Linked DNA regions of Homo sapiens: region 1 is linked to region 2. The links are chromatin contacts, found by Hi-C or POLR2A ChIA-PET in ENCODE. All regions are on one chromosome and are shown on one strand. The core of a region is the stretch at or near the end of the contact, and the rest is flanking DNA. Distances in the headings are between cores, read along the strand shown. Region 1 has its middle 30 kb from the start of CTPS1. Region 2 has its middle 51 kb from the start of CITED4.

Evidence for each region. Hi-C counts contacts between places; a loop is a spot of excess contacts on that map. ChIA-PET counts read pairs that join two places held with the same protein, here RNA polymerase II (POLR2A). Pooled maps may share reads with other maps.
Region 1: a pooled map shows a loop between it and region 2 (7-fold over the local background). The contact joins two enhancer-like sites. A Hi-C loop is called at or near these places in 4 of 168 maps with a recorded cell type or tissue (Calu3, HepG2, chondrocyte and 1 more) and 5 of 50 pooled maps. POLR2A ChIA-PET finds 5 or more read pairs at or near these places in 5 of 52 experiments (GM12878, HepG2, MCF 10A and 2 more).

What each region holds. Positions count from the first base shown.
Region 1 is chr1:40,946,274-40,953,243 of GRCh38, forward strand. No RefSeq gene overlaps it. Among named protein-coding and RNA genes, the nearest start is that of CTPS1, 30 kb to the right of the region's middle. Within about 2 kb of position 2,783, at least 8 of the 41 ENCODE cell types and tissues checked have a DNase peak (open chromatin) inside an H3K27ac peak, as active enhancers do.
Region 2 is chr1:40,909,629-40,916,357 of GRCh38, forward strand. No RefSeq gene overlaps it. Among named protein-coding and RNA genes, the nearest start is that of CITED4, 51 kb to the left of the region's middle. Within about 2 kb of position 5,128, at least 2 of the 41 ENCODE cell types and tissues checked have a DNase peak (open chromatin) inside an H3K27ac peak, as active enhancers do.

The DNA of each region.
Region 1 (6,970 bases), core at 1,533-4,032, 34 kb after region 2:
TTGCAGTGAGCCGAGATCACGCCATTGTACTATAGCCTGGGCAACAGGGTGAGACTCTGCCTCAAAAAAAAGAAAATTAATTAATTATTTTAAAATATTTAAAAAGTACAAAGGAAGGAAGAAAACCATGAGTAAGAAAAATATAATCAGGCGTGGTGGCTCACACCTGTAATCCCAACACTTACAGAGGCCTAGGCGGGTGGTTCAGTTGAGGTCAGTAGTTTAAGACCAGCCTAGGTAACATGGTAAAACCCTGTCTCTACCAAAAATACAAAAATTAGCCAGGCATGGTGGTGGGTGCCTGTAGTCCCAGCTACTTGGGAGGCTGAGGCAGGGGAATCACTTGACCCTGGGAGGAGGAAGTTGCAGTAAGCCAAGATCACACCACTGCACTCCAGCCTGGACAACAGAGTGAGACTCTGTCTCAAAAAAAGAAAAGAAAAGAAAAATAGACAAACGACATGGGAAAATACACTTTATAGAAGATGACATTCAAATGGCCAATCAACTCAGGAAGAGATGTTTGACTCCACAGAAATCCAAATGAAAACAACAATGGGATAATATATTTCATGTATCAGACTGCAAAAATTAAAAGGCACCCAGTGTTGGGGAGCGTGTCAGTTGGTATCTCATCACTCCTGGGGCAAATGCAAATTGCAATATTATTTTTGGAAAGAAATTCATCTATTTCATCAGAACTTTATATTTATGTGCCCTTTGATCAAATCCATTCCACCTTTGAGAATTTATTTTATTGAAATAATGGCAAAAGTGAGCAAAGAGAAATATATAGTGGTTCTTTGCAGCATTGTTTATAATAACAAAAGACAGGAATTGCATGAGTATCACCAGAGAATTGGGTACCTCATGGTGTGTCCATACTATACAGCTGATAAAAAGAATGAGGGAGATCCATCTACACCTGCCAACATGGAAATTAGTTCTCCGTTTGGAAGACAAAGCAATTTGAATAACAGGTATATTGTATATCTATAAGATATATTATTATATAGATAACATGTTATAACAGGTATTTTTATATGTTTAATATTATATATAGATATATATATATATATACTTTTTTTTTGAGACAGAGTCTTGCTCTAACCTTCAGGGTGGAGTGTAGGGGTGCGATCTCAGCTCACTGCAACCTCCATCTCCTGGGTTCAAGCAATTCTCATGCCTCAGGCTCCCAAGTAGCTGGGATTACAGGCGCGTGTCATCACACCCAGCTAATATTTTGTAATTTTAGTAGAGACAGGGTTTGACGGAGTTTCACCATGTTGGCTAGGCTGGTCTCAAACTCCTGACCTCAGGTGATCCACCCTCCTCAGCCTCCCAAAGTGCTGGGATTACAGGTGTGAGCCACCACGACCGGCCTAATATTTTATTATATTTTTATTTATATTTTGAAAATGATCTCTTGGCCAGGCGCAATGGCTCATGCCTGTAATCCCAGCACTTTGGGAGGCCAAGGTGGGTGGATTACCTGAGGTCACGAGTTCTAAGACCAGCCTGGCCAACATGGCAAAACCCCGTCTCTATTAAAAATACAAAAATTAGCTGCGCATGGTGGCACGTGCCTGTAATCCCAGCTAGTCGGGAGGCTGAGGCATGAGAATGGCTTGAACCAGGGAGACGGAGGTTGCAGTGAGCCGAGATCACGTCATTGGAGTCCAGCCTGGGAGACAAGAGTGAAACTCCGTCTCAAAAAATAAAAAAATAAAAAAGAAAGACAATAATCTCTCTAGCTCTTTCCACATATATTTGATTATAAAAACACATACACATATGTAGCTATATGATTATAATATCTATTATGTATACCTGGAAATTAACATACTAAAGTGTTAACAGTGAGACAGATTGAAGGCAAAGATTGAAATTCATTTTATTTCTCTATCACTGAAATTTTTTTCATTGAGCACATTACTACTTTTGTAACAATGTTAAAAATCATCTTTATTAAAAATTATTTTAAGGTCAAGGCAGATGGATCACTTGAGGTCAGGAGTTTGAGACCAGTCTGGCCAACATGGTGAAACCCCATTTCTACTAAAAATACAAAAATTAGCTAGGCATGGTTGCGCACACCTGTAATCCCAGCTACTCGGGAGGCTGAAGCAGAATTGCTTGAACCCGGGAGGCAGAAGTTGCAGTGGACCGAGCTCCCACCACTGCACTCCAGCCTGGGCAGTAGAGCAAGTCTTCGTGTCAAAAAAAAAAAAAAAATTATTTTAACTGATGTTATGGTTACTAAAAGTCGGCCTGGAAGGACAGATGACTCCCAGACTGCTAACAAATAGGGTTTTCTCCCGGACAGCGTTTCCCTCCCCCGGCTATTAGAGGTTTCCCACCAAGACTCCTGGCTTCCTTTTCAGAGCCAAGAGAGCCAAAGGGGCCCTTGTGTTGCCCAGGGCTCACTGGGGCATAGTAAACATGCCCTAAATACAGTGCAGTCCCACCCTTAACAGTAAAGCTACCCTATCCAGCAGCCCTTTCGCAGAGTGCGGGAATAGCAGCCTCCCCTTCCCACCCCATACTGTGAGCTTCCCTAGGGCAGACACCAGGGCTAACTGTTGTCTGTATTCCTAGCAGCCAGCACAGATAATATTACTCGAACTAATTTATTAACACAAACACAGACTAACACAACTCGCCCACCAGGCAGATGGCGAAGCCTGGCTATAAAACTGGCACAAGGAAGAGAGAAAATTGATTAGCAATGAGTCATGAATGGCAGGAAAGCATGAAGGAGAAAAGGCAGATACACGAAGTCTGTCTACCAGCTGGTCCTTTTTTAAAAAGGGAGGAGGCAGACAGTGCCCCCTACAGGGCTAATGGAAATGGCATCTGCCCTTTTTAGGAAGAAGGGCAGAGGTAGGTAGGGTTGGAGGGGTGGGGAGGTGGGTGCGGGCTATGCTGTATTCTATCCTGCAATGCCAGTGAGTGAGACTGTAGATCATGTTGCCACTAATGACATCTGGTGGAAACGGCATTTGTGGTGGAGATAACTTAATAACATAGCATGTGCGGCACTGTGCTACAGCCCACAAGAAATGGAAAGAATGGCAAGAAGTACTTGTTTGTCCCTGTGTCCCCAGCACCAGGGGCCTGGCACAGAGCAGGGGCTCACTAGAAGCTTGAGAAGGAAGGAAGCCAGGGAGTGAGGTAAGGAGGGAGGGCAAAGGGAGGAGATAGGGAAAATGACGCAAGGACCAAGGAGCTCTTTCCTTTAATTTATTTTATTTTATTTTTTCTTTTCTTTTCTTTTCTTTTCTTTTTTTTTTTTGAGACAGGGTATTGCTCTGTCACCTAGGCTGGAGTGTACCAGTGCAATCACGGCTCATAGCAGCCTCTACCTCCTGGGTTCAAGCTATCCTCCTGCCCCAGCCTCCCAAGTAGCTAGAACTACAGGTGTGTGCTGCCACACCCAGCTAATTTTTAAAAAATATTTTGTAGAACCATGGAATACTATGCAGCCATAAAAAAGAATGAGATCAGCTGGGCATGGTGGCTCATGTCTGCACTTACTCCCAGCACTTTGGGAGGCCGAGGCAGGCGAATCATGAGATCAGGAGTTCAAGACCAGCCTACCCAATATGGTGAAACCCCGTCACTACTAAAAATACAAACAATTAGCTGGGCGTAGTGGTGGGCACCTGTAATCCCAGCTACTCGGGAGGCTGAGGCAGGAGAATCACTTGAACCTGGGAGGCAGAGGTTGCAGTGAGCTGAGATCGCGCCACTGCACTCCAGCCTGGGCGACAAAGTGAGACTGCATCTCAAAAAAAAAAAAAAAAAAAAAGAGAGATCATGTCCTTTGCAGGGACATGGATGGAGCTCAAAGCCATTATCCTCAGCAAACTAATGCAGAAACAGCAAACCAAATACTGCATGTTCTCACTTACAAGTGGGAACTGCATTATGTTAACACATGGACACATATGGGGGGGCAACAACACACACTAGGACCTGTCGGAGGGTGGGAGGTGGGAGAAGGGAGAGCATCAGGAAGAAAAGCTAATGGATGCTGGACTTAATACCTGAGTGATGGGATGATCTGTGCAGGAAACCACCATGGCACACGTTTACCTATGTAACAAACCTGCACATGCTGCACCTGTATCCCTGAACTTAAAATAAATGTTGGAAATTTAAAAAAAAAAGAAAAGAAAAGAAAAAAATCTTTTGTAGAAACAGGGTCTCACTATGTTGCTCAGGCTGGTCTTCAACTCCTGAGCTCAAGCAATCCTCTCGTCTTGGTCTCCCAAAGTGCTGGAATTACAGGCGTGAGCCACTGTGCCTGGCTGAGGAAGGTCTTTTCTAGTTTTATGACATGAGGGGATCCTTTGAGGGGGTTCCTGGAAGGCTGCCTCGACTTCACTGCCCCTCCTTGGGCTTCCACGTTCTTATCTGTATATTGAGTATGGCAGGGGGAGAGATAAAAGGCTGGACTAGCTTAGTGATTCTCACCCGGAGTCCCAGAACCCTAGGGAACTCTCAAGATAGAATGGGTACCATGAGCTATATTAGGACTTCTAAATGCATAACAAGAATGCGTAAGCATTTGCTCAGGATGAAACTGTATGTGCTGATGGGCCAGGTATCTTTCTTTCAGGCTGGAACTCCATCACTCCCAAGGAACAGGGAAACGTTTGAATCAAGTCCACTCTACAGGAAGATAGGCCAGGGTTAGACCACAGTCAGTGATGTGCCTTTGAGCAAGTGACTGAGTCTCTTTTGGGTGTCAGTTTCCTCCTAAGTAAAATGGGAGTGATAAGACCCCACTCAGAGGTTTCTAGTGGCGATTGAATGAGCTAGCACATGTAAAGCACTTGGCACGTAGGCTGGCCCAGAGTCAGCCCTCTGCAAATGGTAGTTGCTATAATGATTAATGCAGAATAGGGAGTCTGAACATCTCATGCTAATCAAAAACTCTGATAGGAGCTATATATATATAGATAGATAGATTCATAATAGTAGGAAATAAATGAAGATTAATTATTTAAGGCAGCTTGTTTGGAAGACGATGTCTTTTTTCAAATAGGGATGGAGTCTCCCTTTGTTGCCCAGGCTGCAGCCTCGACCTCCTGAGCTCAAGCAATCCTCCCACCTCACCTGAGTATCTGGAGTACAGGTGCAAGCCACCACGCCCAGCTAATTTTTTTTTTAATTTTTGTTTTTTATAGAGACAGGGTCTCACTAGATTGCCCAGGATAACAACGTCTTTTAAAACATGAAACCTCTTGGATAGGAGAGTATTTAAGGTCAACTAAAAACAATAAAAAAAAAATTTAAAGAGAAGAAAACATGAGACCATACTTAGAAGTCACAAGAGCGAACTTCGTGGGACAAAGGCTGAGCCCTTGTGTCAGGTCCCTTCGAGCTGGAGTTCAATAAGAGACTAAGCTCTCCTACTTCTGGGTCTTGGCACAGTTCTCTCTTTTTGAACTGACTGATTAACTGATTGAGACAGGATCTCACTCTGTTAGCCCAGGTTGGAGTGCAGTGGCGAGAATATGATTCACTGTAGCCTCAACTTCCTGAGCTCAAGCAATCCTCCCAACTTAGCCTCCAGAGTAGCTGGGACCACAGGCGCCAGCCACCATGCCAGGCTAATTAAAAAAAAAATTTGTTTTTTAAGAGTCAGGGACTTGCCATGTTGCCCAGTCTGGTCTCAAACTTCTGGGTTCAAGCCATCCTCCCACCTTGGCCTTCCAAAGTGCTGGGATTACAGGTGTGAGCCACTGCACCCAGCCTGTTCTGTCTTTTTGGAATGACTTTCTCTCCCTTTTTTATCTAGTTGACTCCTAGACACTGCCTCCAGGAAGCCTTCTATGCTTGGCCCTTGGCTCCCTTGAGTCAGTGCCTTTCCGCAGCTTGCTGGATCAGTCCTTTGAAGGAACTTGCTATAGTGTGCAGTGTTTTCTTAGACCAGCAACTCTCACCCTTGACACCATCAGAATCACCAGAGGGGCTTGTTAGAACAGAGATTGCTGGCCACGGGCCCCAGAGTGTCTGATTCAGCAGGTCTGCAGTGGGTCCCGAGAATCTGTGCGTCTGCTCATTCACAGGAGATGCCAGGCCTCCTGACCCGGGGAACACACTTTGAGAACCGCTGGCTTAGACCACATGGTCTAGGACAGCAGGGATCTTGCCTATTTGTTCCCCCACTGCACCTCCAGCAGCACCTCACAGTCTCAGCCATTACATGGAAAGACAAAGTCAAATAACAAGACGTAATGTAGAAGATTTCCCAAGGCCTGTGTGCTGAGCACACAGGTCGGGCCCCGGCTGGAGGTGCGAACTGTCTCCGAGAGCGCCAGGTGAGTGCCCAGCGGGAGCAGAACGGGAATGGCAGGAGGCCCGTGCTCTGGGTCAGAGCGCCCTCTGGTGCCAACATCTCAGCTCTGCACCTGGAGCTGAAATTAGGTGACATCAAGGCAGACCCCAACCGACCTCCCAGCCCCTGGTTTTCCCCTCTCAGCCTCGTCCATGTCACCACCAGGAGTAACTTGCTAAAATCCAGCTCTGACCCTACTCGCCTTTGCCCTTCTCCCAGCTTAAGCCCCGCACTTGGCTCTCCACTGCCTTCTGGACAAACCTCAGCATTCAAGGTCCTTGGCTGTCCTCTGGTGACTCTGTTGCTTTCTGTCCTTCAGTATCCTGTGGCTCTCCTCAGGCACTCTTTAATTTGTCCACACCAGGCAGGTCATGGACTTTATGCCTTCTTACAAGCTATTCCTAACAGGACTGCAACCCCACCTTCTCCTCCAGAGAAACTGATCCTTTTTAATGTCAAATGTGGCCTCTTCTGTGAAGCCTTCCTGGATTCTCCCAGGCAGAAGCGATTGTTTCTTCCATTGTGTCTGTATAGCCTAGTGCACAGGCCACTGCGGAGTGGGGTCTGGGTCCTCCTTGAGACCATGAGCTCCTTCGGGCTCCTGACTCAGCTTTGGTGTAT
Region 2 (6,729 bases), core at 3,878-6,377:
CCTCATTCTCCCAAAGTACTGGGATTACAGGCATGAACCACCATACCTGGCCAAAACGAGGCATATTAAATAATCAGTCTACAGTTTGGTTCAGGCATAGTTTGATTTGGTTCAGAGAAAGCAGTCTTTAGAGCCAGCAAGAGTAGGTTTTGAAAACCAGTATCGAATACAAGTTCTGGAACAGTCTAGCATTGGGCAAGTCATGTAAGCTCATTTTATATAAAATGGAGATGTCATGAGGATTTGAGATCATAAATGTGAAGTTTCTGACACAGTCCCTGGGAAATAATAGCTATTTGATAAACGGTAGTACTATTAATAATAAAAATAGTAGTAATTAATAAACATCTATTGGCTAGTTACTATGTCAGGCACAGAGCTAAACACTTTGCATATGTTAATTATTTTAATTCTCACATTAAATCTATGAGTTAGATGCCTTTAGTATCACCCCCACTCTATAAATAATGAACTTGAGGCTCAGAGAATTCAAGTAACACATTTTAAGATCACACACAGCCAGGCGCAGTGACTCACGCCTGTAATCCCAGCACTTTGGGAGGCCAAGGTGGGTGGATCACCAGGTCAGAGTTCAAGACCAGCCTGACCAACATGGTGAAACCTCGTCTCTACTAAAAAAACAAAAATTAGCAGGGCATGGTGGCGCATGCCTGTAATCCCAGCTACTCGGGAGGCTGAGGCAGGAGAATTGCTTGAACCCATTATGCAGAGGTTGCAGTGAGCCAAGATTGCGCCGTTGCATTCCAGCCTGGGTGACAGAGCGAGACTCCGTCTCAAAAAAAAAAAAGAAAAAAAAATCACACTACTAGGCCAGGTGCTGTGGCTCACGCCTGTAATACCAACACTTTGGGAGGTTGGGGTGTGAGGATCACCTGAGGTCAGGAGTTCAAGAACAGCCTGGCCAACATGGTGAAACCTTGTCTCTACTAAAAATACAAAAAAAAAATTAGCTGGGTGTGGTGGCACACGCCTGTAATCCCAGCTACTTGGGAGGCTGAGGCAGGAGAATCACATGAACCTGGGGGGCAGAGGTTGCAGTGAGCCAAGACCGCACCACTGCACTCCAGCCTGGGTGGCAGAGTGAGACTTTATCTCAAAAAAAAAACAAACAAAACAAACAAAAATTACACAGATGCAATGTTGGTGGAGCTGAGATTCAAACCCAGGCAGCCTGGTGTCAGCACCTCTATAATAAACATGCAATAAACATGAGCACCCTCTAATCCCTTGCAACAACTCTAAGCCTTCCAGAATTCTACAGCCTGCAGGTTGGGAGCTCCTGCTATAGACCTGACAGAGGCCTTTGGCTACTTAATGAAATATTCTGACACCAGGAGGGTTGCATAGTTATTTTTCTAACTTTACAGCAAGAGGAAGACAGGTCAAAAAAAAAAAAAACAGATTTATGCAGTTACCCAGAAACAGAGATATTTGGCTGACAAGGTACGACTGTTCAGAAATAGTCATTGGACAGTACTTTCCCCCAAAACACTGTCTCAAGGTCCCTGTCAGAGGTGTTCAAACCAGAGGACTCCATTTTGAGTGAGGGCAAGGAAAATGAGGCTGGGACTTGCTGGGCTGCCTTCCCAGAAAATCAGGCATTCCTAGCCTCTAGATGTTTACGGTTAAGGGAGCAAATTAACAATGTTTACTAAAACAAACCCAGACTTGGGAGTGTGCAGGTATCTCGATATCTGGAGAATGAAGGCATTCCTAATTTTGTTTTAAAGATAAAATCGATTCTTGCAAAACACAGTAATTAAGAAAATTAATTATTTATCACAAACCCTTGTAACAGAGCACATCTCATATATGCAAGCATGGCACCTAAGGTGGATGCATTCCTCCTCTTACTTTCAGGAACATCCTGTTCTATGGAGTAGCTGTCCTTTTGCCACTGTACTTTCTTAATAAACTTGCTTTTGCTTTGCGCTGTGCGCTTGCCCTGAATTCCTTCTTGCATAAGATCCAAGAACACTCTCTTGGGGTCTGGATTGGGACCCCTTTCCTGTAACATCCCCATTCGAGAATTACTGTCTCGGTGGCCGGGCGGGCGCAGTGGCTCATGCCTGTAATCCCAGCACTTTCGGAGGCCGAGGCGGGCGGATCACAAGGTCAGGAGATCGAGACCATCCTGGCAAACACGGTGAAACCCCGTCTCTACTAAAAATACAAAAAAATTAGCCGGGCGTGGTGGCGGGTGCCTGTAGTCCCAGCTACTCGGGAGGCTGAGGCAGGAGAATGGTATGAACCTGGGGGGCAGAGCTTGCAGTGAGTGGAGATCGCGCCACTGCACTCCAGCCTGGGCGACAGAGCAAGACTCTGTCTCAAAAAAAAAAAAAAAAAAAAAAAAGAGAATTACTGTCTCTTCTACTTTCCTAGATGTCACAAAACCTCCTAAAATTCTGAAGATAACAAATTGTTACAAAAAGAAACTTTTTTTAAAAAAAGAAAAAATAAATACATAAAAAAGAAAAAATCAGGACTTCTCTTTCATAAAAAATGAAAATGGGAGTAATCTGCTAAAAAATTATTTTTTTTTCCTGGTTTAGCATAAAAGGTTCCAAAAACTCCCCCTTGTCTCTCCCGCCGAGGGTAAGGTGGGAAGCAAGGTGGATCCTCCATGACCCACCTCCATCCCCACAAGTGAACTTTTTTGTTTCTAAGTTCTGGGCCCTGCTTAGGGGCAACTCAGGATCTATTGTTTAAGAGGAGTTGTCCAAACCTTTCAAAGTGGGAATGAGAGGCCCACTCCCACAGTATGGGTCCTGGGACACTAAGAGTCCCAGCCAGGACCCAGCGTGGTGCCCAGGCTGATGCCCCGCCGGCTCTCACTGCTTAGAGCATGATGGAGAGTTCACCAGAGTGAGGAGGGCCACACTGGAGAGCCAGAGCCATGCCCCCTGGCAGAGAAGGTGGCATCAGATGACTGTCCCATGGGCTTTAAGACTCTTTTCCCCATTTTGGGAGTGAAAGAGCAGGTTCACTTCTCTTGGATTTTAGAAGTTCTGGCTGTTCTTGAATGACCCAAATTGTCAGAGTGTTGAGGGAGGAGAGGCACTGCCCACAAAGGATGATCTTGGACTTTGTGCCAGTCTCACCAGGGGGTACTCAAGTCACATTTGTTTATTTTATTTTATTTTATTTTATTTTATTTTATTTTATATTATTTCTTATTTTATTTTATTTTATTTTGTTTTTTGAGATGGAGCTTCGCTCTTGTTGTCCAGGTTGGAGTGCAATGGTGCAATCTTGGCTCACTGCAACCTCTGCCTCCCGGGTTCAAGCAATTCTCCTGCCTCAGCCTCCTGAGTAGCTGGAATTACACAGGCATGCACCACCATGCCCGGCTAATTTTGTATTTTTTTAGTAGAGACAGTGTTTCTCCATGTTGGTGAGGCTGGTCTCGAACTCCTGACCTCAGGTGATCCGCCCACCTTGTCCTGGCAAAGTGCTGGGATTACAGGTGTGAGCCACCGCGCCCAGCCTTTTTATTTATTTTTAAATTGTATTATATTTAGAGACAGGTCCCTCAGCTGGGCTCAGTGGCTCATGCCTGTAATCCCATCCCAACACTTTGGGAGGCCGAGGCAGGTGGATCACCTGAGTCCAGGAGTTTGAGACCAGCCTGGGCGACATGGTGAAACCCTGTCTCTATTTTTAAAAAATAAATAAATGAATAAAATAGAGACAGGTCTCACTCTGCCACCCAGGCTGGAGTGCAGTGGCATGACTACAGCCCACTGCAGCCTCAACCCCCTGGGCTCAAGTGATTCTCCCAACTCAGCCTCCCAAGTAGCTGGCACTACAGGAATGTGCCACCAGACCCGACTAATGTTTTTGCTTTTTGTAGAGACAGATCTCTCTATGTTGCCCAGCCAGGTCTTGAACACCTAGCCTCAAGTGATCCTCCTGCCTTGGCCCTGGAAGCACTAGGATTACAGGTGTGAGCCACAGTCCCTGCTCAACACTTTAAATTCAATTTCAATAAGAACAATTTTAGGCCAGGAGCAGTGGCTCACACTTGTAATCCCAGCACTTTTCGAGGCCAAGGTAGGAGGATCACTTGAGGCCAGGAGTTCAAGACCAGCCTGGGCAACATAGAGAGACCTTGTCTCAATTAAAAATATGTATATGAAAACAATTTTTTTGGCCAGGCATGGTGGCTAACACCTGTAATCCCAACACTTTGGGAGGCCAAGGCGGGCGAATCACTTGAGGTCAGGAGTTTGAGACCAGCCTGGCTAACATGGTGAAACCCCGTCTCTACTAAAAATAAAAAAATCAGCCGGGTGTGGTGGCGGACACCTGTAATCCCAGCTACTCAGGAGGCTGAGGCAGAAGAATCACTTGAGGTGGAGGTTGCAGTGAGCCGAGATCGCACCACTGCGCTCCAGCCTTGGCAAAAAGAGCAAAACTCCATCTCAAAAAAAAAAATAATAATAAAAGAAAGAAAGAAATATTTTTAAGTACTTTGAGGCCAGGCGCAGTGGCTTATGCCTGTAATCCCAGGACTTTGGGAAGCAAAGGCAGGAGGATCACTTGAAGCCAGGAGTTTGAGACCAGCCTGGCCAACATGGTGAAACCCCATCTGTACTGAAAACATACAAAAATTAGCCGGGCACATTAGCTGGGTACATACAAATTGGTGGCGCATACCTGTAATCCCAGCTACTCAGGAGGCTGAGGTATGAGAATCACTTGAACCAGAGAGGCAGGAGTTGCAGTGAGCCAAGATCGTGCCACTGCACTCCAGCCTGAATGACAGAGACCCTGTCTCAAAAAAAAGAAAAGAGAGAGAGAAAGAGAGAGAAAGAAAGAGAGAAAGAGAAAGAAAGAAAGAAAGAAAAAAGAAAGAAAGAAAGAAAGAAAGAAAGAAAGAAAGAAAGAAGGAAAGAAAGAGTGAAAGTTACTTTGAGAATTCTTTTTCAGTGCAGAAGCATATAACAATGACTTTCTGCTGTATCACCCCACCGGGGTACAGCGACATCTGGAATGGGGACTTGGCAAGACTTGGCACACCAAATCACCAAGCTTTTCTTCATCCCCATCACCCATTCATGCTTAATTCACTTGGGAACCCACAAAGCTCCTTTGTGTGCGGTGAGCCAGAGCATCCGGATATTTGGAAGGGCCTGGGCTGGTGTGGTCCTCTGAGCAAGCAGAGGGTACAGAGAGTCACTTCTGCTGATGAGGTGGGAGCCAGGAAAAACAGAACTAGGAGGAAAAATAACCTGCCACCAAAAAGCTCCGGTCTTATGGAAAAGCAGTATCACTTTTGAGGATCCCTCATATGACACATGGAACTTTCATTATTCATTGTGTTTCGAGACAAAAGATCTTTCTGTTTCTGCTCTATGCTGAAACATTCTAAAATTATTTGGAGATGGAAACCAGTTTTGAAAGCCCCAGGTACATCCTCTGTTGGCAACCGACAACCATCCTAACAGAGGGCCTAGCACATTATCCCACACCCCGACAGTTAATTCAAGGCCATAAAGCAAGTTTTACTGAAGATTTCATCAGAAGAGGGAAGACAGAGTTACACTGCACACTGCAGAGTAAAACTTAGTAAAAATGTTGATTAGATACCTCCGTTTTCTCCTCCTGCCCCAGAATTTCCTTCTTGGCTGCCAACCCCCCATCTCCTATTACCCCTCAACCTGCCTTTGCCCAACTTTCTCATCATGCCTTCCCATTGCCCCTCCTTCCTGGGCAGAGTGATGCAGGGACCGCCCAGCTCCTCCTACCTCAGGCCCATCAGCCCTCCCTCCAAACCAAAGATCATCCTTAGGCGCCTTGGCTTCTACTCTTCTTGGGTTTGCCTGTGGGAGACAAAAAGAAAGAATGCTTCCCTCTCATGGAGATTCGTTTTCTATGCCCTTTTTTTGGACATTAATAAACATACCCCCTGCCCTACTTCATTGAACATAAACAGAGTCTCTAGGGTTTGAAGGCAGAAGAGAATGGCTAAAGAGACAAGCTTGGAGAATGAACTCATCTCAAGTGGGAACTGGCAGGGATAGACACGACACCATTGGGCTGCAGCAGGGTGCCGCGGTGGAGTAGGCTCTTGGTTTTGGTCGGCTGACCTGGATTAAGCCTTGGGCCAGGCCTCATTCAGTTCTGTGTCCCAGGACTGGTGCCCAATTAGATGCACACAAATATTTGATGAACAAATGCTCTTGGGCAGGCCAGCTGGCTTGCTTCTCAGCCACAGTTTCCTCACTTGAAAAAAGGGGGCCGAGCGCGATGGCTCAGGCCTGTAATCCAAGCACCTTGGGATGCTAAAATGGGAGGACCGCTCGATGCCAGGAGTTCGAGACCCCCTTGGTCAATAGAGAGACCCCATCTCTATTAAAAAAAAAAAAGAAAAAGAAAGAAAAGAAAAAAAGGGACAATAATCTCTTCCCTCTACTTCTAAAGTTATGATGAGGATCAGGTAAGTTGACTGGCATAAAGGCGCCAAGAAAGTATGAAGAAAGAAAATCCTTGCCTGAGTCTTCAGGACTAGGAGCCTTTGGCTATGACCACCTCCCACCCCCTTTTTTCTCTTCCTGATTCATTTTTTCTTAGTTTCCTCAGGTTCTGTCTCCTTTCCATCTGCCCTCACCAAACCCAACAAGATTTTGTCTGGTACATCGGTGTAGTGTGGGGGAAGAAAAGATCCTGTCTGGGTAAAGGATCAGTGAATAGTCATGTACACCT